6 separate regions of the Mus musculus genome follow, and all the other regions are linked to region 2. Evidence: chromatin loops called from intact Hi-C (ENCODE). Cell type or tissue: heart. All regions are shown on one strand. Region 1 holds the start of 4933402D24Rik (RIKEN cDNA 4933402D24 gene). Region 2 has its middle 24 kb from the start of Mir6899. Region 3 has its middle 24 kb from the start of Gm35803. Region 4 overlaps Klf7 (Kruppel-like factor 7 (ubiquitous)). Region 5 holds the start of Klf7 (Kruppel-like factor 7 (ubiquitous)). Region 6 overlaps Gm35880 (a long non-coding RNA gene).

Region 1 (4,000 bases), 250 kb before region 2:
ACCTAAAATTGGGTGAGAGATGACTTTTAAAGATAGATCAGCAGATGCATTTTTAAGATACCTGAAATTAGGTTCTTCTAACCTCTGGATGTGAATAAACTACTTTCTCATATGCCAGAGGCATTCTTGTTGAGCGAGGAAAGAGCTGACAGAGCCAGTGAGAGAGGACAAAAGAAATCCTAGCTGTTTGCAGCCTCAGGACTGAGCCAGCCCATTGAGTGAACTGGTTTTCTAGTGTGAGCTTGCTGGTGTATGGCACATGATCCCCTAGACTTCTTCTCCTTGCTAGTTACCCCAGCAGCAAGGCTCATATCCCATATGCTCTTCCTTTTAATGTCTGGTAGTCAAAGCATGCCCTGCCTCTTTCTGCTTGGTTTCACATTTTTTGCTTCAGGGTTATATCACCAAGGAGAAAGACTTTTTCCATAAATTGCAGGCAAGAGCTATAAACTCCCTCTGGGTTACTTTGTTGGGCCTTCAGGATGAGATTGGAATCTGAAGGGAGCAGATAGTACAATTAGAAAGAAATTGTATCAGGCAATAAAACATCCTCTAATACTGTTGGTAATAGCATATAACATTACACGGTGTGGGGCCCAAACAAGATGTGCTCATCTGCAATTATTCATGCTCACCAGGGAAAGACTTTTCCCTTTGTTTATTGTTTTAATCATGACTAACAAGCAGCGTAATGATAGGGTTATGGTGATAACAGTGTGAAGGATGAGGTCTTGAAGTACAAGTAGCAGGGATGGAATTGACCCTCATTTCTGAAAGTTGCTGGCAGAGCACAGGAGGTGTGTGGTCTACCCTTCAATGTGTGTGTGTGTGTGTGTGTGTGTGTGTGTGTGTGTGTGTGTGTGTGAGAAGTAGGAGATAGTTTATCCTGAATAGGGGCAAAGTTGGTTGGCCCAAGGCATTCTTTTTCTCCCACAGGCTGCTTGGGGGTCGTGTAGCTCACAGGCTCTTTCTTTCATTGTATCCTTCCTGCAGAGTAAAAATTCTTCTTCAAGAGCTACAGTAATCCTTCCTGCTTGTGTTAGTAACATGCAGTTGTTTTGGAGATGGAATATTACTCTCACAAACACTTCCAGAGAATTCTACCTTCCCTGGGTCTGACCTAGAGTCGTCCACACCCTCGTTTCTTACCTTCTTATCCTGGGAGCAGGCTCTGGTTCCATGGCAAGTGACTTCCCCAAGGTTCCTGAGCCTGGTCCAATAAATAGAAAGCATCTCCACTTCTCTTCAAGAAACCAAGTCTGTAAGAATCCTCAGTGGTGGGAAAGTGGTTTCACAATTGGGTTTCATTTTAAACAAGTGATTCGATGCACTGGAGGGCTAATATTAGTAAATGAAGTTGATAAAACTCAGTCATAGGCTCTGTGTGTGTGTGTGTGATAGCTTTTCCCTCATGACCTAGTACCTGAGATAATGAGTACAAGAGTAGCAAATGTTTAATTTTTGCTCATGGGTTCAGAGGTTTTAGGCTGCAGTTGGAAGAGTATTTGATGAGTCTGTTTAAGCAGACTGAAGCCCTCCCACTCCTTCAAAATACAACAGCCACTGATTTTTAAGCATTTCCCTTAAAGTTTAAGTAAACAAAACATCCAACTCTGAGAACCATCTTACCCATTTACAGGTGAAGACACCAAGACTCCCACTTTACTATGCCACATAACTCTGAGGAAGTTATTTAAATTCCTAGCTACTACATTCCACATATTATATATATTATAGTCTTGTAGCAATCAGAAGCCAGTTGTTTTCAAGAAAAAGTCTTAATGTTCTTATTTTTATAATAGAATATGAGAGAACTAGCACATTATAAATGGGTGGCCATTTTCATTTTGAAGTGAGTTTTACCTTGGATGAGAAAGGTTGTTTGTCTTTTCTTTCTGTATGTTGATCTATGGGGAGTCAAGGATAGCAGTGCTGTTGGGCCAAGGATGAGGACACCCAGTTTGTAGGCTCTACCTCTACCATGTGAATGGTCCAGACCTTGGTTTTTTCCACTCTATGAAAGATGAAGCTGGAGTAGATAATTTCTAAGACAGGACGTGCTTCCACCTTTAAAAATTCTCAACATAAGCTGCAATTCTCCAACCCATCATCCTAAACCAGGCTTTAAACTTCTGGATGAATAGGCTTCCATCCCAGGACCAAGAATATGCAGTTCCTCTTAAATCAAACTCAACATTAAATTGCACTGCAAACAAAAAGTTTCACACGGTTTGAATGTTGCTGTGTAGAATTTAATGAGCTCCATATGCCTGACCTCTGGAAGGAAATGATGTTGGGAACTGTAGCTGGGGAAGAGGCTAAGGGCATCAGCATCTGCTGTGAGTTACTTGGAGGGAAGGGAACCGACCGCATTTTTGTATCACTGCCAAGCTGGAGAGGTGGAAACGCTTTGCAATCTGTGCGCTCACCTTCTGAGAGCGGGCTGACAGTTTTCCAATGTTTTCCTTGCTCTTCGGGAAGTTGTGGAGGACAGCAGATTCTAACTTCCTTTCTGTAGCTGCAGCAAACATCTCAAGTCTGCGGGGGCAATTGGGTTTCAGGTCCGTGCTGAAGAGAGCAGGCTGTCCTAGGAGACACATGAATGATGTGACTGACCACTAGACTTGTTTGAAAGAATCTGCTATCCCTGCTGGGCCCTTCCTAAAACCCGGGTCTGATAACAGCATCCTTTCTCCTTATTAATATATATACATACATCCTCTCTGCTATACACAGACTGTCAAATTGGACCTGGATGCACTTTGGAAAGGTTCTTTGGTCTTCTATCTTTACCCTCTTGTGCCCCATCTACGGACCCCTCAACAGCATTCAGGTTTCATCTCTCTGGACTTTCTAAGTGCTTTCTCCTCTGCGGTGTCCCTACCATCTGTTTATCACGCAGGATGCTCCTGCACCACACAACTCATTGACCACTTTGCAGGATGCGTCTCCATTCTCCCCTTTGCCCTCTGTGCTTTGTCTTTTCTGTCTCATAACCCTGTTGGAGTGAGGAGGGGGCTGTGCAGTCTGCTCCCAGTCAGTTGGAAAGGTTTTTGTGAATGAGACCTTGTGGGCTCCTTTCCTTTATTTTCTGGGGGCAGAAAACAATCTAATTTCAGTAAATGTTGGTTAAATGAAGACAGGAAAGAAGGAAGCTAGGGCCAGAAATTCTTCAGGGCAACGCAAGAGCCTGTCTCTTAAGGCTTCTTGGATTCCTCTGGTTACCTCGTCTAAAATAATTCATGTCCATCAGCTGTTCTGCGGCACATCCTTTCTGAAGACTATTGTCTAATGGTAGGAGACAGTTAGTGTTCTACTGACCATAGGGGGTTGCTATGAAACAGAACAGAACAGAGAGCATCAGCAGATTCCTCATCTTCTCACAATGCTGCTGTGTGCCCTGTACAGACGACACCGAAAGACTCTTCTCTTAGAGATGTGCTGCACAAAGTCATTTTCTGTGTCACTCGTTGCAAACAGACAGTTCTCTCCAATTGGAGAGGCAACCATTTATGTCTTTTGTCATAGAGTAGGATTCCATTCATATTTTTGTTCCTACATTCATTTCAGAGGGTTTCTCAAGACCTGAACTATTTTTTGGCAAACTATCACTTTTCTTCCTGGTACTAGACTCAGAGAATAAAGGCCATTTATGCTTTTTTTTTTTAATTATTAAGAGTTGTATCAAAATTGAAAATCAGAATTCTGCGTTGTCATATTTTCATGAGACATGGCAGTATTCAAACACATTGTCTCATGTGATTTTTGCAACAGACTTGTGACATGAACGAGGCAAATATCAGAGGTAGAAAAATCAGAGGTAGAAGGTGACATGATACTGTGGGTGGGTGACTCCCCTCTCAATCCCAGTCATCTTAAGTGAGGAGGACCACTAGCCGTGCAGAACAGCATGGTTTGGGTTACCTTTGCAAGTGTTTAAATCCCGAGTCAGGCAAACCATGTTGGGTGCTGCCTGCTTCCCGTTGTCATGTTCTTCATG
Region 2 (4,000 bases):
TCATGATCCCAGGTTGTCTTCCCATGATCCCCCTTTCCAGGAATAGCTACTTTCCACTTACACTCATAGCTACTTTCCACTTACACTCATTTGGATCTCATATGGATATCACAGGCTCCATTATAATGGTCCTGTGTCTTTGCAAAACCACACTTGGCCCTTGCTGGTTGACTGAGGCTGTGCCCCCGACTGAGGAGGAGAAGGCTGCCCACAGTCAAGAGTGGGTATAGGGTGAGCTCTTGGCCCAAACAGAGCCCACCAATGCTTTCCTTGGGAATTATGGTATTGTAACCAAGAAGTCAGTATCTCTGGCTTTGACAAAGGCACTTTATAGCTATGGCGGCCACATTTTCTGAGATGAAGGCAAAGAAGTAGAAGTCTCTAGGAAGAGAACAGTGAAATAAATGCATGGAGGGGAAGGCCTGAGCAAGTGAATTCCCAGTCTGAATGTTTCTAGAAGTACATTCCATCCTATAGTCCTGTACTGAATTGTGTATATGCCGAGATACTTCCAATGAACTCCCCTTTGTGCGAGGCCTTTTCATGTTGAGTTTCTGTCACCACCAAAGCAAATGAATAAGCATAAACACACAGTTCTAACTAATATAAATTGCCTTGAGCATCCTTGAATTCCCAGGGTTTAGCCCAGTCTTTAGCTTAGCATTTACTCATTAGCTAAATTAGTAAATTAATTAATCCCAACTCCTGTATCATAAAACACCAAACGAAAATGCTTCCTCTTGTAAAAGAACACATACAATGGTGTAGCTGTGGCTTCACTTGTAAAACAAAGCTGCCTGCTTTAATCTAAACAGAGTAGAGCACACCTTCTGAGCAAGCAAATTTACAGAATATTTTAACCCATTTATAAACATAAAGATCTGCTAAGTGACGCAAATCTTTGTACAACCTATCATGGTTGAGTTAAATTTGCTCGGTATGGGCTGGACAGCACACCAAGGAGAAATAGAATTAGTAGAGTTGCTTTTTTTAAAATCTCAGGCTTCCTATTTAGGGTCCTACAGCCAAATCTCCCTGGGCTAATGGCCCTCCCTGGGCTCTAGTGTCCTCAATACAAAGGAGAGATGGTGCTAAGGACACAGGCTTAGATCCTGGCTGTTTCCCTAGTTCCCTGTCATGAGAACTATTATTTAAAATCTAGATAATAAAGCAATGAGATCAGATGTGCTATCAGAGTTGGAAACACACTACCACCTGTGATCAGGTTGTGACAGTCACTATCAAGTGTCTCTTAGAGGGGAAACAGCTCCGATGGTCTAGGGTTAGCAAGAGTGAGGCGGACCTGAGTCTAGGTCTACAGCATCGGCTAAAAGAGCAGGCATCTGCGACTGGGGAGGGAGGGAGTGATGGCAAAGACCTGAGGCTTCCTGGAGCTGGTTAGCTAGCCACCTCAGTCCAATTGGTGAGCTCCAGACCCAGTGAGAGACACTGTTTCAAAATGAAGGTAGAGAAAGACAGAGGTGAGACCGGACCTTGACCTCTGGTCTTCACAGCTTATGCATATGTACACACACGCGCGCACACATGCACATTAAAAACTGAAAGTTCCTCTTAGACCACTGTGGGGATGCTTTTGGAACCCTTGACGCCTTTCCTTTTACTCTCATTTCCATCATTTCTCCTTGAAAGCTGCTTCTCAAGGCAGGAATGTTTTCTAACGACAGCGCGTTGGCCTTGCTTACATTTTATTTGGAAGGAAATCCAAATCAGTGAACAAGCAAGTAAATGGAAAAGCCTGCTGCTGGGGAGGGACAGACACGCAGCGGTCATTCTGTTCAGATCGTCTAAAAATACACCATCAAAGACACTGGCCTCCTGTGGGGTGGGGGGTGGGGAGAGCCGCTGGTTCAGGGCACCCAGCTCACTCCAGCCCAGAAAGGAAGGAGAGAACGGAAGCCGACTTAATCACAGTCCCTCTATGGCACGGGGTTTCCTACCCTCTTCCTGCCAGTGCTCTCCAAGAATTGTAGGAAATCAGAGGTCCAACGTGTAAAAAAAACAGCACTTAGCAAAGAAAATGATAAACATTCCTAGCCAGGTTCTGTTTTCTGAGAACACATTGATTAGTTTTTGAGGAATTCAGCCAGTGGAGAAACAGCCGGAAGGAAGCTGGGAAAAGCCCATCTCAGGCGTGAACTAACCAGCTACAAGGTAGACTCTTGAGAAGTAGGGGGGCACTGTGTTTGGGCACCCAGAAGGGCAGTCAAAGAGGTGACAAGAAAACTACACACGTACTAGGAAACCCGATCCCAGTGTTTAGAATTTCTGTTTGTGATATGTATGCTACCACAGCAAGCATACAAGGACGGCCCACTTGTTCCCTTGCATAGACTAGAGAATTCCTGCAGGCATCTTCAAAGGAGCCAGAACAGTACAGGTGGTGTGTGCTCAAGTCTCCTCAATGCTTGTAAAATTAATCTTGGAATATTTTTGGAATTCCAAACTGCAAGAGGAAATCCTGTTTAAAAGATCTGGCGCAGGAGGGGAAGTAGCCTGGTGTCTCCCTCCTACTCTGTCCATTTTCCTTACTTGCAGCCACTGCAGCACTGCTGAAAGATCAAGGCCCAGAGAGGCCAAGCAATGGACTTCAGGCCACACAGCTCACCAGTGTCACAGCCCGAGAGCTAGGGAAATGAATCTAGAGCCTTCTCTTATCCTTTTCTTCTACTAGGCTGTTTTACCCGTGACAAAAGTCGCATATCTTACACACGTTATCTTTGTCCTAATTGGAATGAAATTAGGGCTTTTCTCTCACTGTGTTCTCTGCTCTTGCTCTCATGGAGCTGCCGCGAATGATTCTGATTTTTTTCCCTCTAGCACTGTTCACAGGTGAATGTCACAGGTATGAATGCGGAGGAACCCATCTTTCTGCTAAGGGGAGTCGGCACGCTGTCCCTGAAGGTAGGAGTTCACCACGAATTATTAGCATACACAGCTCAAGTGTCTGCAAGGCTAGATGGAATATTCTAAAGTTTACCTCACGACCATGAAAGGGGCGTAGTTTGTGCTTTACCCTATAGAAGAGTCTCTGGGTGACATTTGCCTTGCTCCTGCCTTACCTATGGCTTACCTGAGTTCTAGAAGGATGAACACACGCACCTTACCAGGGATGAACCATAGCTCTGAACCTGAACAATCGGAAAAAAAAAATTTTTTTTTTCTCTCAGGAAACTGGAATTGGGGACTGGAAGATTATGAGCTTCTGTGGGGAGCCAGGTCATGGCAGGAAAGAAATTAAAAGTGGGGGGGAGGGGGGAACTGACTACTTATGCACGAGATGAGGAACCCAGGAGTTGTGAGAAATACAAAGGAAATGTAGGAGGGAGGGGAAAAGAGGGAGGGAGGGGGAAGCATGAGGAGGGGAAAAGGAGGGGGGGGGGGAAGAGGTGGAGGGAAAAGGGAGAGAAAAGCCTCACCTTCCCACAGGGAGTATTTTTCCCACAGTAGCTTTTCCACACCCCCACCTCTGCATCTTTCTCTGAATCCTAGATAAAGTGGCAGTACTTTTGGGGTTTTTTTTGGGGGGGGGGTTGGTTTTTGGTTTGTGCCCTTTTTTGTTGAGAGGGGACATGTTGGCTTCTGATTCACAGAAAAGCAATAATAGAAGAGAAGATGCCTTGCTCTGAGCCAGGTGACCAGGTGCTAGAGAGAGATGCCCCTTTGAAAACAAGAGAACAAACAAACAAACAAAATGGCTACAGAAGAGTGCGTGAAAACAGAGACGCCAGGGTGTGGGGAAGGCCACCCAGCCCAGCCAGCCTGCTGAGCCCGGGCAGCAGGGGAAGATGGCTGACTTCCAGACACCCATCGACTCCCTGCCCAGCCAGTTGCATTTTCCACCCCCCAGAGCCAATCAGCTGCTCATCACGGCTGCACGGGGAGAGCATCAAAGGGACTTAATAATGGTTGGCAAATGTCAAATTACATTGAATCTAAACCAAATTCCAGACATTTAGGGCTGTGCAGTCATTAACAATCA
Region 3 (4,000 bases), 280 kb after region 2:
GTACCTGGTAGGATTATGATTTTAATTCTTGATGTTTGATATAGCAGCATCTCTAGTAAGTAAGAAGCCCCAATAGAGTATGTTTCTCTTTGCTTTATGCTGCCGTCACTGCATAAATGTGGGATGTTGTGGCTTTGGTAAACTCCCACATACGTGACTTTGAACCCATATTGCTCACAGAGACTGAATACGGACTGATGCAATCCTAGCTAGAAATGAGTCAGGGCCCTCGAGGCAGGAGGCCATGACTATTTCTCCCTCAGGAGCAAAGGCCATCTTGGGAACAGGATGAATAAAGGCTGACCTAGAACAAAGGCCAGGTGGATCATGAGCATAGCACAGGGGAGAAGTGGAGCTTTGGTTCCCAGGCCTTCTGGGAGTCATCCTGGGCCGCCTGAGGTCGTCCTAGGTGACAACGTTAGGTTGTCTGAAAGGAAACCTAAGTTTTGCCCTGGGCCATGCACACGGACTCACTCTCTGGAATGGAGAGGGACTTCCCTTTTCTGGGCTTTGTTTCCTCATTTCCAAAAAATAAGGAAATTCTATTACCACATCAGGAAGACTTCTTCCTCCTCTAACACCCCACAGAACAATGAGACATTATTCCCCTGCCCCCTCCCCGCCCCGGGGGAGGCATGAAGCTCTTTTAAAGGGTGTGGAAGGAATTTCTTCTCCAAAAGATTTCCATATTCTCAAGGAAGTCTGGCAAGCCCTCAGTGTTTTTCAGCATTCCTTGATCCCCTTGAAACAGGCTAGCACACACAGTGTGGGGAAAAGCAAAGGCCTTCTTCATCCTTAGGTTCTGCAAACACCCGTGAAGGGCATTTTATCAACATGTGACCATGTGGAAGTGGAGCAGAACCAACAGGATGCCTCTCTGATAACCTCTAGCTCCCCGGCCCAAAGTGGAGGGCCTTGCCATCGGGGTAATACCACCCAGTCACTGCCTTCTCTGAAACACTATCTCTTAAAGCATCTTTTTCCTGGAATCACATCCCAGGAAGTCATTTATTTAAAAAGTCACAAAAATCCATAAATATGTCAGCCTCATTTTTCACCTAAAGGAGAGATGACAAAGAAAGATAATCGTTCCCATTTTTGGATCAACTGATCTAAACTAAAGGAGACTTTATAAACAACCACAGGTCTGTAAGCACTGCCACACTTAGTATATTGCAGTCTTTAAACAAGAATTTTAGTTATTCCCATTATGGAGTCTGGAAGTTGTTAGAAGTACTGTTAAAACATCATCATTTTCAAAGCTTTAAGGATACCTGACATACTGATTTATTAGCCCTCAAAGAATCCCAAGGAGTAACATGCTGGGCATTTGAAATACTGAGAAATTTGTTTGTTTGTTTTTGTTTGTCTGTTTTCCCTGATAAAATTCTAAATTGTATCATTGTTGATGAACAAGTATACCTTGTTTTTTTTTTAAATAAATGTAAATTTTTAAAAATTAAAAGGAAAATACTTGCAAGATTTTATGCCAGGGAGGCAAGATAGGGCTCTTGAGAGAGACCTGTAGGTGCTTCAGCCTAAGCAATATCTATCAACCACCAGGTCTCTAGTGTGCCTTTGGCCAGATGAGAGGAGAGGGGTTATCTCGGACTTTTTCATTCAGTTGATTTCTTATTTCTATTGTACTGATTGTCTGTGAAAACGATCTCCCATCTAGGTGGAAGAGAAAGTGAGCTGAGCTGAGTTAAAGTAAATGGAGCTGGATTCTGGTCACAGGACCGTGTTGGCTGGGTCTGACGCTCTGCTGGTCTTCCCCAAAGCACTACTGCAGGATAAGCTCCCTGGAGTTGCCAGCTTCCAGCTCTGCGCCTCAGCAGCGCCTTCTGAAGTTCTTTGAAAGCTGTAACAGAAACTGAAAGCCTGACAAAACTCACCGGAGAGATAAAGCACCAAGGACTGGAAGCTTCAGAGGAAGCAGGTGTCTGAACAAGGGAGTTTTTAGAATGGGACAATGGGGCAGCCACTGGGGGGGCGGGGGGGGGCGGGGGGGGGGAGGAAGTTGGTCCTTTCTATTTCCGGAGAAAAGAGGAAGCTGCATAGTTAAATACTAAACATGTCAGAGCAGAACTCGACCAAGCCGGGCTTACTAGTAAGCTATTGTCTCTGAGGCCAGTATTTTTTTTTTCCCCCTGCAGGGGCATTTCTTGCTTTGTTTGCTTGTTGACTGGTATCTAAACTGACATTTGGAAACCCAGCCAGAAGAAGGGGCAGTATTAGCTTCACAAAGGAATCCACTTCTCTAAGGCATTGAAAATGTAATTTATGGGTGGTGGTCTTTAATCCCAGCACTAGGGAGGTAGAGGCAGGTGGATTTCTGTGACTTTGAGGCCAGCCTGGTCTACAGAATACCAGGACAGCCAGGGCTACACAGAGAAACTCCGTCTCAAAGAAAAACAAACAAACAAACAAAAAATACAATTTGTAAAAATCTATTTTTTAATAAAGGGAGTACAGTTACAAAAATGCATACTCTGAACTCAAACTTTAAAAATTATGTAAAATATGCAATATGGTGAAGTTGACTATTTATTTATTTATTTATTTATTTATTTATTTATTTATTTATCTTGCTCTGGCCCCTCTCACTCCAGCCCAAAGATTTATTTATTATTATATCTAAGTACACTGTAGCTGTCTTCAGATAAACCAGAAGAGGGCATCAGGTCTTATTATGGATGGTTGTGAGCCACCATGTGGTTGCTGGGATTTGAACTCAGGACCTTCTGGAAGAGCAGTCAGTGCTCTTACCAGCTGAGCCATCTCACCAGCCCAAAGTTGACATATAGGAAATGGCTTTATTTTATTTAAGAAAAAAAACTATTTATGGAATAAATTTTACCTAAAATCATACTATTTGAGATTGCACTCATCCCCCAGATGTTGACAAGTAACCCATCTTTGCTCTTTATAAGTCAAGTCATCAACTATTCCATAGCGTTTGTTTATTCACCCCAGTTGCACAGGCTTTGTGCAGACAGAATACACACGATGCACAGACAGCCCTGTGACAGGTATTTCAACATAACCTGGTATTTTCTAAGTCACAAAGGGACTGCCTTCATCTTCTAAGCCATGAGGTCTGTAACAAAGATCACCACCCCCACTTCCCACCAGTCACCAAAGGAGTAACCGACTGTCTGGGTCCATGTGCTCCGGGCACATGAAACTCTTACAATGAAAATCTTCAGTGTTGCACTCCAAGTCTCCAGTGGGCCACCATAGCGATCTGAGGGTGAAATGAAACCAGTAAATCCTGCCAGTGCAATAAACTCAGAGTCCCCTGCAAGCTCTGCCCTCTCCTGTTCCCTCTGTATCCTGTCCTCCTCCCCCAGACCAGTTCTCTGGCAGAGTCAACCGAGAACAAGACTTGGTTCCAACCTGATCCCAGCCTTAGTTCCAGCTTTGTGTGACTGTTTTGTTTTGAAGCAACCTGATGCTGAAAACGTTCAGGTCGTAATGACTGGGAAATGTGAAATATTTATCATCTGATATATCAGCTGACCTGGCACTTATATCCCATTATCTCCAGTGCTAGTATTCTGGTTCTAGTAGAACTGATACCCAGCTGCACTGTGGACCAAGGGGTTAAACTACACCCCAATCACAGAGCTGTATGCAAACCAGTCTTTTGTACTGTTATCTGTAGAAAGCTAAGAGATAGGTGTAAATAAAGCAATGTCCTTGTTTGCCTATAGGTTTTCAATCTTTTTCTTTCAACATGAAAGCAGAGACTTTGCCCTGTTGTTCATATACTCAATTACACACAGGTGTAGGGGACCTTATAAACACATACACATAAACAGAGAAGACGCATACAGACCACACAAATGCATAAGCAAAGAAACGAGAGAGAGAGAGAGAGAGAGAGAGAGAGAGAGAGAGAGAGAGAGAGAGAGAGAGAGAAACCACACTCAGAGACCATATAAACACATAAACAGAGACCCCCCCCAAACACACACACACACACACACACACACAC
Region 4 (4,000 bases), 69 kb after region 2:
TTGCTGTAGACATCTTCTAAATTATTCTTTCCAGAGACTTTGTGGCTGTGCATATACTTAGACTTTTAATCAAAAAAGAATTCATCTAACTCCTAAAAATCAACAAAAAGATTCATCAAGGTTGATATGGGTGTGAACTTGATGGGTTTTCTCTCTTCAAAAGATAGGATCAAAGATGCTGACGTAGTTCCACTCTTTTGAAATTAGGTCAGAGTTGAAAGATGGGAAAGAACCAGTGAGATTTGCTACCTTTTTATCTCTGTGGCTGGCTGAGAAGAGCCAGCACTGACAAACCCAGTACGCCTGTGGAGACCCTCGATTTCCGAGCACCAGGACTCTGTGGCCTCAACATTTTAAAATGGGTTGAGGGAGAACACAGTCACACTGAACATCCTTCAGGGCAGAATGAGCAAATGAACCAGTGTACAATCCACCTCCTACATCTTAGGAAGTCAGTCCCAAGACAATTTTTACCATTTCTTGATTTTTATCACTAGCACATTAGCATTAGAAAGCTGGAAAGAAGTGGATTCTATCTAGAAGACTCGAGTGAGCAAGAATACAGCACAAGTAAAAATCTCTTACTTCGTGTTTTAACTACTAGGTTTAAAAAAGAAAACCCCACATCAGTAGCATACCCCATAGGTACAATAGTATTACACACTGCTGTCAGAGCTGCTGAACTCCACAAAACAACCAGGGTTCTAGAGCCAATGAAATTCCTCCTGACTCTTTCTCAGATCCACTGGTTGCCAGAGCTGAAACCAAATTAAACATTTCCCTCTAGCAATTTGTAAATTCTGAGAGACAATGCTGTGAAAATTAATTCTAAACAAACAAAAGTTAGGAAATTTATAGCAAAACCTCTTTAGTGCTTCTCCTCCCCAAATCATTTCCAACATACAAAGACAACATTAGTTTGGATATTTTTTCTTGAGGAAGCCAGGAAGGAAGGAGATGGGATTAAAGGCCCGGGAAGAGGACAGTGTCTTTGAAATTACTTCCCCTGGGATACACGATGTACAGCATCCTCAAATTCCCCTTTGATCTCCTGAGGGATTTTTAGTTTCAATGCATACATAACGTGAATCCTACAAACCACTCTGTTCCAAATTTGACACTGAAGTCACACAATCAGGGCAAAGCTGGGCAAAGCTGGGCAAAGCTGGGCCCTGGGTTCTAGGCTTCCCTCCTTCTCCAAATAGGAATGCCTTATCCTGGCTCTTACCATCAATTTTCAAGGTAACAGTGTCAACTGGATGCCACATGGACCAAGCACAGACAGACGGACAGACAAAACTCAGTTTTTCATTGTTTTTTTTGGGTGCTACCTCCCCAAACATATCAGTTTGAAGTCCACCGGTCTTCAGTTGGCCCTCAAGGAGGCTCCTCACTGTTCCTCAGCTACTAAGCTAATTAAATTCCAACTCTGGAGTAATTAAGATACTAGTGCACACGAACAGCTAGACATACAGATGATCCTTTGTCTCCTCTATCCATCTCTTCCAGCCAAGCCACCATTTAGGATCAAACAGGTGGAAATACTATTACTATTTGCTACTTAAGTACCCTAAAACCAAGTCTCAATAGATGTCCCAATTTTAGTCATTATTTCATTCTCATGAACATAATAAAATCCATGCCTTAAGAATCAAAGAAAATTACTCTCTATATACTGCTGTCAAGAGATAGATCTAAAAATTAAACAAGATGACTCCCTAAGGCAGTAGTTCTCAATGTTTCTAATTCTGTAACCCTTTAATACAGTTCCTCCAGTTGTGGTGGCCCTAACTATAGGATTATTTTGTTGCTTCTTCGTAACTGTAATTTTGCTACTGTTAGGGATTGTAATGTAAATATCTGATCTGCAAGATATCTGATATGCAACCCCACAGGGGTCTCAAGTTCACAATCCTAAAGGAAAAAATCCATTACAGTCAGTAACAACGCTAAGCAGTTCCTGTTTGGGAAGGCAGGCGTCTCACAGAGCCCACGGACCTGGGGAAAGACCTCTTTTCTGCAAGATGGTGTCCCAAGAACAACAATGAGCCCGACGGGTTTTAAGCTTCACCATTAATTTTCCATAAAGAGCAGTTTTCTTGACGAGCGCTTGTGTCAGGCAGGGCCTGATGCTTCAGAAACCTGTAATTATTCTTGGCTCCCCACCCCCCACAGCCTCTGCACCTGTGTCAGTTCAAGGCACCAGCTGGCCACGTCTTGCCTCCTGCCTCTTAAAAGCGGGGAGGGAGGGGGGGCAGCATTGAAAACCCAAACTCATGCTACTCACTTCCTCCAAAATGCAAAAACAAAACACAAATTTGAAACTCACCAATCTCATTCCTCTCCCCACCACCCAACATGCCTTGCCAAAAGAAACAAATAAACACTAATTGGCTAGAGAGCTCTCTCTCATTCAAACTAAAATTACTGAAAAACACAGTTAACGGGGAAAGGTCTGACAAGGGGTTATTAATCTGTTTTACAGCTCACTCGTACACACCCCACCCGTTCCTATTAACCCTGTACACACTCACACACCCTACACAAACTCCATGAGCCTCGGTACTCTCAGCAGTCAGGATGGGAACATGCCGAAACCATGACATCATCTCCCCTTCCTCTCCCAGGTTGCTGCTCAGCCTGACTGGCGCTTCTGGGATTCTTATTTATTTAGTAAAGTCATCTCACGGACTCCCTCCTAGAACACTGTTACAGACTTCTGAGTTGGGTTAATTAAATATGCCCTTCCTCTACTACACACACACACACACACACACACACACACACACACACACACACACACACACTTCTTTGACTCAGGGCATCACTGCACGCATGGACGGTGTTGTCCTCTCCCTCTCAACAGCATGAATTTCCGGAGAAGAAGAGGTTCAAAGCCCACTGGGGCCCTCAGTGGCAGATGCAATCTAGTTGCTGACAATCACAGAAGACACTCAAATACAGCTTCCAGGAACCTCGGGATCGGAACGTTACAGACAATGCAGGGTACAGGAAGAGTGTTGTACTTCCTCAGACCATGGAAAAATGGCAGCCAAGGGCACAATGAAAGCCAGCCCTGAACCGCTTTTCTTGTGCAACAGTTGTGATTTTGTGTAACTGTGTGCCGGTAAAATCAATTTCCTAAAATATTTAAAATGGCTGCATGATGGAGCAACCTCAACCTCTCTGAGCTCAGGATTCTCATCTAAGGGAAGGATGGGCTGAGCTTAGAGTGTATGCACAGTCTGTGGCACTCAGATGGCGTGAAATAGCAATGGGAAGATCAAAGGAAGACCCGACCATGGAGGGCAGGGTCAAAGCATGAGACGCCCAATGTCAATAGTGTGGTGAAGGGAAAGGGTTTGGAGGACCGGGACTGTATGAGACCTGCCTCTGAACAGGAACCCCAATGCCTCTGACACTCAGTGATCCTGGTTTAACAGAGGGCTACAATTTTGTATTTCTTGGCTCCTTGAGGCTATTGATTTCATCAATCTCTAAAATGAAAATTTAGCTAGAGTATGTGCATGACAAAGGCAACTGGACTCATTCCTGACTTGTGACCTGCCATATATTTTGCTTAATGAGTGAATGGGTGGGTGAATGAATGAACAGAGCAAGCAACTCTGATCAAATTGAAAACCCATCAGTGGTCACAATTCTGGAGACTGGAGCCCAGAACTATGATGAATTCAAAAATTTCTTCACTGAAAAACATAAGAGGCAGGCTGGTTGTCTGTGTTCAAATTTCTTACCAGGCTTTAACTGTAAGTACTTCAGAGCTTCAGGGGATAAGTTTACGTGTTTACAGTATAGAGCAAATCTCATACTCTAAGCTGAGAGGAAGGTTTATTTCATGGAGTAGAGGAAGTTTTGCTTCCTGGAGTGGAAGGAAAATCCATTTCTTTGACCCACAGAGGCCATCTCCCTTGGCCATCTCCTCTTTCTTTCTCTTGCTTCTAAAAAACACCAAGGATAGCAGAGTGGACAAATGGACACC
Region 5 (4,000 bases), 100 kb after region 2:
AAGTACTAAGGTCAGAACTCCTGCATCTAGGAACGTGGTATCCTGTCAACCATTGCTCGACCACCTTCCCACCCGGCTCCTCCAAACCCGAGAAGTTCGCCAGCAATTCTCTGCTAGGGGACAGCGAGCCGACAACGTGTGCGCAAGGATGTGTGTTGGTGACAGAAATGCAGGCAGCTAGGACCGGCTCAGCTCAACACACTAAGGGGCTAGGGGTGGGTGGAGAGGTAAGCGCATATGATTGTTTCACAAAACATTTTAAACAACACACAGCCAAAAAATAAATAAATAAATAAAAAGAAAAAATTAATTAAAAAAATTTCAACTCAAAGCCCACACCAAACGCAGCCCCTGCGTCTCCGCCGCCGCCACACGATTTACACAAGTAATTTAAATCATTCACCTGCTGCCAGGTCTCCTCCAGGGATGGCAAAGCTGAGAAGTAGCCGGTGTCGTGGACAAGTTGTAGCTCCTGGAATATACTATAACTAGCCAACACGTCCATGCTGCTGCTGCCGGGCAAAACCGGAGGAGAAACCCTCCCCCGAGCTCAGCTGGGTCTGTTTGTTTGTCAGTCTGTCTGGCTCACCCCCCAAGAAGGCAGACATCCAGTGGCCCTTTTGTTTTGTTTTGTTTCAGTCAACTAAAAAAAGGAGAGAAAAAAAATCAATGCAGGAGAGAGGGAGAGAGGAGGTGAGAGAGGAGGGAGAGAGAGGAGGTGAGAGAGGAGGTGAGAGAGGAGCGAGTGAGTGGGGTGGATCGGAGAGAGGGATCCAGCGTGTACAGTGCAGATGACTGCCAGGAAAAGGGGACTTCACGGGAGTAACAATTCCCTTCCAGGGCTCTAATCACTCCAGCGCGTGGATCAGGAAGGGGAACGCAAACTCACTGACACGAAGCTGCCATCTATATCTGCAGCGCTGTTCGCTCCTAATGCAATCTTTGCTCTTTATTTTGGGAGGTTGCATTTTTTTTCTCGCGATCGCTTCTCTCCCCCCCCACCCCTTCCCTTCCCTCCCCACCCCCCACCCCATCCTCGCTAGTTTGTAGTCCCCCCCCCTTGTCTCCTCCTCCTGCTCTTCCCCCTCCCCAAACTCCCTCCCTCCGCCCCGTTTTGCGCGCAGCCGTGGGATCTCGGAGGAGGGCGTCCATTAGGCCGCGTGTGACCATGTAAGGTAAACAGGGGGCTCATGAAGTCACTGAGGACCAATGCGGCACTCGGAGAGGACCATGGGGCGGGGCCTGGCCCCGACGGCAGCCGCCGATTGGCGCGCTGCGGATCTCCCTGCTGCCTTACAAGGCGGTACGAGGCAAGCTATTTTTAGAGGGCTATATAAAGGGGTAGAGGAGTCCGCCAGGCGGCCGGGGAGCTTGAGCGCCAGGGAGTGTTGCTGCGACACTTGCGCTGGCTCCTGGGACGCCTAGGCGGCCGGGTTCGGGCTGCGCGCTGGCCTCCGACCCTCGCTGCAGGGCTCGCCCGAGCCGCCGGCGCCCGTACCCAGTGCAGATCCGAGGGGACGGGTTGCCGCGGTGGCCGATCGGGAGGTGCGGTCCCGGTCCTGGGTTAAGATGCCTCCTGCGGGAGCAGCCGGTAGAGCGGCGGCGCAGCGGTCGGGGGCAAGGAGCTCTTTGCACTCGGCCTTCCGCCAAGCATGGGGAAGAAGGGTAGCAAGGGAGAGCCCAGGCTCAGGACAGCGTCACGTACCCCAGACTAAAGCCCAAAAGCCAGTTCCGAATTCCCCACAGGGTGCCGAAATGAAGTGCCAGAGAGGAAGTGCCTCACAATGGCAGAGAACAAAGGCGAGCTGCACGGAGACTAGCTTGCGCCCGCCCCCGACGCTGCACGCTGTCCCCGCCCCGGCCCGCGCGCCTCCGTGCGCGCCGCCGATCGCCTACCGCCCTCCTTTTCCTCTGAACTGAGCCTAAAACCTGGCCAGGAGTCTGGTGTCCAGCATCTAAGCGTGTGCATGAAAGAGAATAGGGGGAGCGTGGGTCGAATTAGGGTGCAGGCTGGAGCGGGGAGCAGTTAGCTAGCAGATCCTTACAAGAGGTTTATCCAGTAACTTCATGGAGCAGGTATGGAGCAGGGCTCTAAAGATCTCAAGATTCTGCAAGCTCAGAAATGGAAACCTGTGCAATGCACGTGGTTAAGAGTTGCCCATTTGTTTGCTTGACCTTAAATGGCTCGTGTGCCTTCTCCAAAATACACCGAAAGCTGGACTCCTTTAGAATAACTACAGAATTCAGTACTTAGACACGAGAAACGTCCTTATACCTTCAATGGGAGAAATACAATTTAATCGACTCCATATCATTCCTTTCTATTGATAAGAACATTACATTTGTTTCATAAAACAAAAGATCACCCATTTCCCCCAGAGGAAATTAATTACTAAGATTGGAGAAAAGCCGGTTTATTTGCCCTTTAGTGCCTGACATTCTTGTTGGTCAAAGAAACAAAATTCTTTGCATAATTGATGCCTTGCTTACAATGTGCTGCCTCCGATCAGCTCCATGACTTGAGCAAATGGCAGTAAAGGCCTGGGCTTCCCAGGAACAAGAATTCAAATATCTGCCACTCTTGTTAGAAGAAACAAAATACGCCTAGGGTAGTATGTCACTGTTAGGAGGCATTAAATGTTGTTGTCCACTGTCCCCAGACTTTAAGCAAAGAAATTAAATAGCACCTGAACTTATAGTCTCCATAGAGAACAGGCCAGAGTCTAGAAGAAAATAAGATAGCGAAACCTTGCAATAATTTGTTAGGTCTCACCCTGTCCACTCTTCCCCCAACACGATCTGGTTGTAGGGCTTGGGCAGAAATCCACTGAGAGGTCCTAACGTAGATGTATTTATGAGTAATAAGAAAAAAGAAAAGAAAAAAGCAACCTTGGATACAATAGGTAAACATCAAGGCGAGATCACATAATTTACTGTTTAAGGCTCAAGGGAATTAATTTTTGTGTTTTATATTTATACTATTGCTATTTTTATTTAGTTGGTTTGCATTTTGTTGTCTTGTTTTGTGTGAGCCCTATTTAGCCCTGACCTGTCCTGGAACTCAATTTTGTAGACCTGCCTCTCGCTCCTGAGTGTGGGTTCCACCAAACTCGGCTTATTGCTATTTTTGATCAAAGTATATCTTAACTTTTGAGTTTGAAGATTTTGGCAAATATTTCTCACACATTCTGCTCTATGTACACAGACGTTTTTATGCGTCATGTATCCTTTCACCCAGCAGGACACCAGCATAGGGATTCTCACCTTAAGGGATGAGTATCCCCAAGCTTAGTATACAAATTAATGATGCTCAGATAAGCAGGAAGTGGCCAGACCGTGCTTCAAGTCCAGGAGTGTCTGATATATAAGGCTTCTGCATGAGGCTCTGCATGGCAAAACCTTGAGGCTTTGGTTTTAAGTTAATATGTGTTTATAGAAATTGCTCCAGTGGGTTGGAAGACTGCCCCATGTAACTTTCAAGCACCCAGGCTACAAAACACACAAACAACAAACAATCAACAACAACAACAACAACAACAACAAAAACCATTCAATGACATTTTACAAAGTAAATCTTACAAATTACATTTGGAGGTCTGTTTCAAAGTTTTATAGGACATTTAAGAATTTGTTCTAAGGGAGTATGCAACGAAATACTCAAAAATGTCTGCTTTCAACATTCATCATATGTAAATATTATAATTTTTTAATTTGTTTTGTTTGTTAAATTTACTTCCTTCCCTTTCCTCTTTCCAACTTCTCTCATGTCCCCTCCCCTTCCCTCTCAAATTCATGGTCTCTTTCTCTTTGAGGGGTGTGTGTGTGTGTGTATATGTGTGTGTGTGTGTGTGTGTGTGAATATATAAATATATACGTGCAGCTTATTCCATGTGCTTAGTGTTGCTTGTGTGCATCTGACTTTAGGGCTGACCTGTTGGTACTGGCTGGCCAGTGGGGAGCTCATCCGGGAACAAGTCTGTCTCTCCTGCTCTCAGCTGTC
Region 6 (4,000 bases), 210 kb after region 2:
GAGCTCTCTTCCCAGCCCTCCCCATCAGGTCTCTACGGTTAGACTTTAGCATGTAAACTTCCAGGTCATAAATAATTCAAAAGATATGAAGACAATTTTCTTCCTTCTCCATCTATCCTACATACAGCATCTCCTCTTCCTTCCTGGCTTCTAACTAACGCTAATGTAATCAACTGGCAGTAGGCAGCCCTGGTGCTGACTCACGCCAGGCCTGGACCTTGCGCATTCTCAGACTCTGCCATCCCGTTTGGAAATGAATGATCAAGAAACCCGGTCCTGATCTGCCTACCTCTCTTCTTTTGATGTCCCTGTTTCTTCTTCCTTCTCCCCCGCCCCGCCCTGCCCCCTCCCATGGATACCATGTCACCTAACTGAGTGGCTCTCATGGCAGCTAGCCACCTGCAACAGTTTCAGTTACAACTGTGCCAGAGATATTTGGGCACTTCCCGTGGTCCTGAGGGCAGCTCCTGAGGTAAATCCTGAGTGCACAGGGAAGAGAGAAGAAAGAATATGCTAAGAATGGGAAGAGGAATGAGACAGATCAGGCCCCTTGTTACTCAAGCTCAGAACTTGACTCTTCAGTCAGGCTTCATGTGTATTGGGAAACCTGACAGTGTTAAAGTCAGGAAGAACAGCTCTTCTTCCCAAACCAGTGAGCATCTAGGACACTTAGCCCCCTGAGACAACAGTACATGGAGGGTGGAAAGAAGGCAGGAGACACAGGTACAAGGGCAAGGGCTAAAGGGGATAGAACAAAAAGCTATATATTCTCAAAGAAAGGACCATGATGTATAAGAACACATGGCAAGTCTAGGGAGCCCCGTGGCCTGTTTCCTCTACCTTCTGCTCTTTCCATTTAGCTGTAAATATCTATCTTATGTAGAAGCATTCTCTATCCCAACCCCAGAGGGATTCCTTTAAAATTTTCACGATCATCATCCTCCAAATATTAGTTTAGCTCTAATGTATAGGGTCCTCTGTGAGGAAATAGATCGTTTACCCTTCTCATCTCCAAATGCTTGTAAAGAAAACACTTACAATATCCCTGCACTGTCCTGTCCATTATTTTTGTTTGCTTTCTTCTCCTAAACACCAGTAAAGTACACGGACGGATAACATTAAGCATGTTCTAGAAAGAGGCTGAGCTCTCAGAAAGGGCTGGTGGCTAACACACTGACCCTTACATCTACCTGTTCCCAGGAAGGGAGAGGCACACACGGTAGGTCCATCTGCATGGACATTAGGCTTGTGGTTTAGTAAAAAGATAAAACCACAAAGTATCAGAAGTTTGGGGAGGGGCTCCTTGGTCTTGAGTTCAATGAACTACTTTGTTTGCCTGTACACCTACCCCCAGCCCTACAACCTCCATGTTGGATTGTAAATTGCTCTCCTACCCTGGAAGTTTTTTTGTTCTCCACAAGACTAAGGATGGGAGTTTACAGAGACCAAACGCTCTGATCACAAACCTACATTGGCTTTTAAAGACAACCTGTTAGAGCCACCTCTGTTTTGTCATCTCCCCCACCAGGGGCTTCTTTCTGCTAAGGGTGTTTCTCGAGAACAGCCGAGGTGTACTGGTTCCTCTGAGTTCTATTTCCAGGTAGGGTATGTGTGTATTAGACTAACTGCATTGTTTTGTGACTCTCTTTGATGACAAAGAAGACATGTACATGGGTGGCAGCACATCCTCTTTGGACCACTGAGAAGGCACCATGGACTTCCTCCAGGAAGATGAGAACAGCATGAGATAAGCCCCCTGTCCCTGAGCATCCTTAGATCATGTTCTGTACTTCTTCTTCCTGATTTATAATTCTACAACCAAGGGGTCATTGGAGTGCCGGGAAAGAATCATCTACACAGCACACAGCATTCTAACAGTTCTTACTTCACTGCCAAGAATGGAAGGCGTGGTTCCCTTTGTCCTTATTTGACCAGAAGGCAAGGCATGGAATGCTGCCGCAGTGCCTGTGCTGGAAACTCCCCAAATAAGCCTACAGCCCGGTATGGCCTCTTGGCTAAACGTTTGCACAGTTACTCAAATGAAGCAGCAGGCATGAGTCAGGAGGGAGAAATAACCTCAAGAAGGGAGTGGGGGAGGGGCAGGGAGGTTTAGGCTACCCAGGGCTGGGAGATGGTACTTTACAGAGAGCAATGCACAGCAGAGGCTCCAGGGACAGACTGTGAGCCCTCCCCCTACGCTGCGCCACCTGCCAGAGCCATTTGCAAAGCAGCTTGTAAGAGCAGCTAAGGGAAGGAGCCACTTGTCCATCCTCTGTGCGAGAGGCCAACAAGGACTTTAAGCATTGCTGAGAGGAGCAATAAAAAGACATTAAATATTTTATCTGTTTTGAACACTCACAATTGGAACCAAGGTTATACACAAGCTGTGAACCTAAAGCTCTGGGGTAGCACTGACTCAGCAAGGTTGGATCCAGCGGGAACGTGAAAAGATACGCTATTGAATTCCAGCGTTAAGTACCCAGTAAGAGCAGATCACCAGATCTATCTATCCTTGCCTTGCAGAGATGGGGTGCCGGCAGCTGGTGGCCACAGATTATTAAGCGTTTATGGCATGCTTCATTTTCTCTGGGAGGGAAAATAAAGATCCCCTTCCGGCTGCCCGTGCTATGCTCCAAGGGGCTTAAAGGAAAGTACAGTTGTCTTTTGAAAGGTGCTTCACTTCAAGTTTACAAAGGGTTGGTTCCAGCTCATCCCCACCCCACATGCAGATACCAAAGTCTTCAGAAGGCTTAAATCCATGATGCTAAAGGGCACTGTATCTGTACTGACCCAAGTCTGCTTTACAGTCTGTCTAGATTGTTTGTAATACCTGCTCTAACGTAAACGGTGGACAAATAGATGCCAGACTGAATTGTTCAGGGGACAATGACAAGAAAAAGTCTGTATCAGTCTGGTTCAGTTGGAATATTTTTTCTGAGCGTTTTGATTGGTAGTTGTTTGAGCCTAAAAATAAATAAATAAATAAAAGGCAGTTCCACAGATATGGAGATCCATGCTGAATAGATGAACTCTCTCCCTCTCTCCCTCCCTCCTTCCTTCCCTCCCTCCCTCCCTCCCTCCTTCCCTCTCTCCCTCCCTCCCTCCCTCCTTCCCTCTCTCCCTCCCTCCCTCCCTCCCTCCTTCCCTCCCTCCCTCTCTCCTAAAGTTCAGACCTCCCCAGATGCCATACTTCTTCATTGTTTTGTTGTCTTCCTCTTGCTTATTCTGAATATTGGCATTCATCAACTCCACTGCCTTAGAGAAATGCTAGAAACAGCAGCTTAAACAACAAAACTTAATTTTCTGAAAACTGGAAGTTTGAAATCCAGGCACCACTTCCATGGGCCCCTTTGAAGGCCTTGCTCTGGCATTGCAATGGGCAACTTCCTCTGGTGTATCCCTATCTTTTCTCTATGTTATCCTATCTCTTATGGAACACTATTCACAGTGATTTTATCATAATCACCTCTTTACAGACCTTATTTCAAAAACCAGTCCATCCAAGGGTACTATGGGCTATGATTAAAGGTCTCAATTCAGTCCATGGCAGTTATGATTTCTATGCATGTACAAATGATGCTAGGCTTTGTCTGCAAGACTTTTGGCAAACACAGGAACATACAAGATCTGCCCTATTGTGCCTACTGACTCACGGGTACCATCATCTCCTCTGAAAGGTAAAGCCAAAATACACAGGTCATTTTGAGCGCAAAAGCAAAAAGAGAGAAGAGGCATTCAGTATAATAGTCTGGGGAAGCAATCTCTGGTGAAGGAAAGAGGGCAGTTAGAACAAGGACTCTGTCTACCTCTGTCCATGCTGTGTCTGGTCCCTGTCACCATATTCTCTCATTTGGTGGCCTAGCCCTTTGTACAAAAGTGGCTGATGCTGACTGCCTCTCTTGCTGCCTCATGTAAGCAGCCTGTTTTGATAACTGGAGGAGTTGCCCCCTGTTTTCAATAGAGGTGGAGTTCGGTACTGGACCACATCAGGTTTCAAGTG

The links. Hi-C counts contacts between places; a loop is a spot of excess contacts. Peaks named below come from ENCODE experiments on the same cell type or tissue, not always from the same donor. Only the 100,000 strongest peaks of a DNase experiment are listed, where the experiment ranks them.
Region 1: a loop joins it to region 2, with 2.5 times the contacts of the local background. A loop is called at or near these places in 6 of 42 quality-filtered maps.
Region 3: it touches region 2 in a loop (8-fold over the local background); 5 of 42 quality-filtered maps call a loop at or near these places.
Region 4: it touches region 2 in a loop (2.2-fold over the local background); 2 of 42 quality-filtered maps call a loop at or near these places.
Region 5: a loop joins it to region 2, with 4 times the contacts of the local background. A loop is called at or near these places in 9 of 42 quality-filtered maps.
Region 6: it touches region 2 in a loop (1.8-fold over the local background); 2 of 42 quality-filtered maps call a loop at or near these places.

Annotation. Positions count from the first base shown.
Region 1 is chr1:63,765,956-63,769,955 of GRCm38, forward strand. It overlaps 4933402D24Rik (RIKEN cDNA 4933402D24 gene), which reads right to left and starts at 3,312. Exons shown (of 3, transcript NM_001256158.1): 1 at 3,226-3,312; 2 at 2,430-2,587. The coding sequence starts at 3,250. In heart, no CTCF peak of the experiment used is centred here; no DNase peak of the experiment used is centred here.
Region 2 is chr1:64,016,985-64,020,984 of GRCm38, forward strand. No RefSeq gene overlaps it. Among named protein-coding and RNA genes, the nearest start is that of Mir6899, 24 kb to the right of the region's middle. In heart, no CTCF peak of the experiment used is centred here; DNase peaks (open chromatin) are centred at 1,907, 2,447 and 3,857; H3K4me3 peaks cover 943 bases; H3K27ac peaks cover 2,676 bases.
Region 3 is chr1:64,301,112-64,305,111 of GRCm38, forward strand. No RefSeq gene overlaps it. Among named protein-coding and RNA genes, the nearest start is that of Gm35803, 24 kb to the left of the region's middle. In heart, a CTCF peak has its summit at 1,855; DNase peaks (open chromatin) are centred at 620 and 1,850; H3K4me3 peaks cover 670 bases; H3K27ac peaks cover 2,252 bases.
Region 4 is chr1:64,085,861-64,089,860 of GRCm38, forward strand. The region is part of intron 1 of Klf7 (Kruppel-like factor 7 (ubiquitous)); the gene reads right to left. The region is part of intron 2 of Gm13748 (a long non-coding RNA gene); the gene reads left to right. Among named protein-coding and RNA genes, the nearest start is that of Gm13748, 8.5 kb to the left of the region's middle. In heart, a CTCF peak has its summit at 1,947; DNase peaks (open chromatin) are centred at 2,581 and 2,911; H3K4me3 peaks cover 311 bases; H3K27ac peaks cover 948 bases.
Region 5 is chr1:64,120,497-64,124,496 of GRCm38, forward strand. Klf7 (Kruppel-like factor 7 (ubiquitous)) reads right to left here and starts at 893. Exons shown (of 4, transcript NM_033563.2): 1 at 404-893. The coding sequence starts at 505. It overlaps Gm35880 (a long non-coding RNA gene), which reads left to right and starts at 1,071. Exons shown (of 3, transcript XR_373464.4): 1 at 1,071-1,175. In heart, a CTCF peak has its summit at 1,520; DNase peaks (open chromatin) are centred at 125, 515, 1,265 and 1,795; H3K4me3 peaks cover 2,620 bases; H3K27ac peaks cover 2,810 bases.
Region 6 is chr1:64,224,260-64,228,259 of GRCm38, forward strand. The region is part of intron 1 of Gm35880 (a long non-coding RNA gene); the gene reads left to right. Among named protein-coding and RNA genes, the nearest start is that of Gm39654, 30 kb to the right of the region's middle. In heart, no CTCF peak of the experiment used is centred here; a DNase peak (open chromatin) is centred at 1,962; H3K4me3 peaks cover 409 bases; H3K27ac peaks cover 1,700 bases.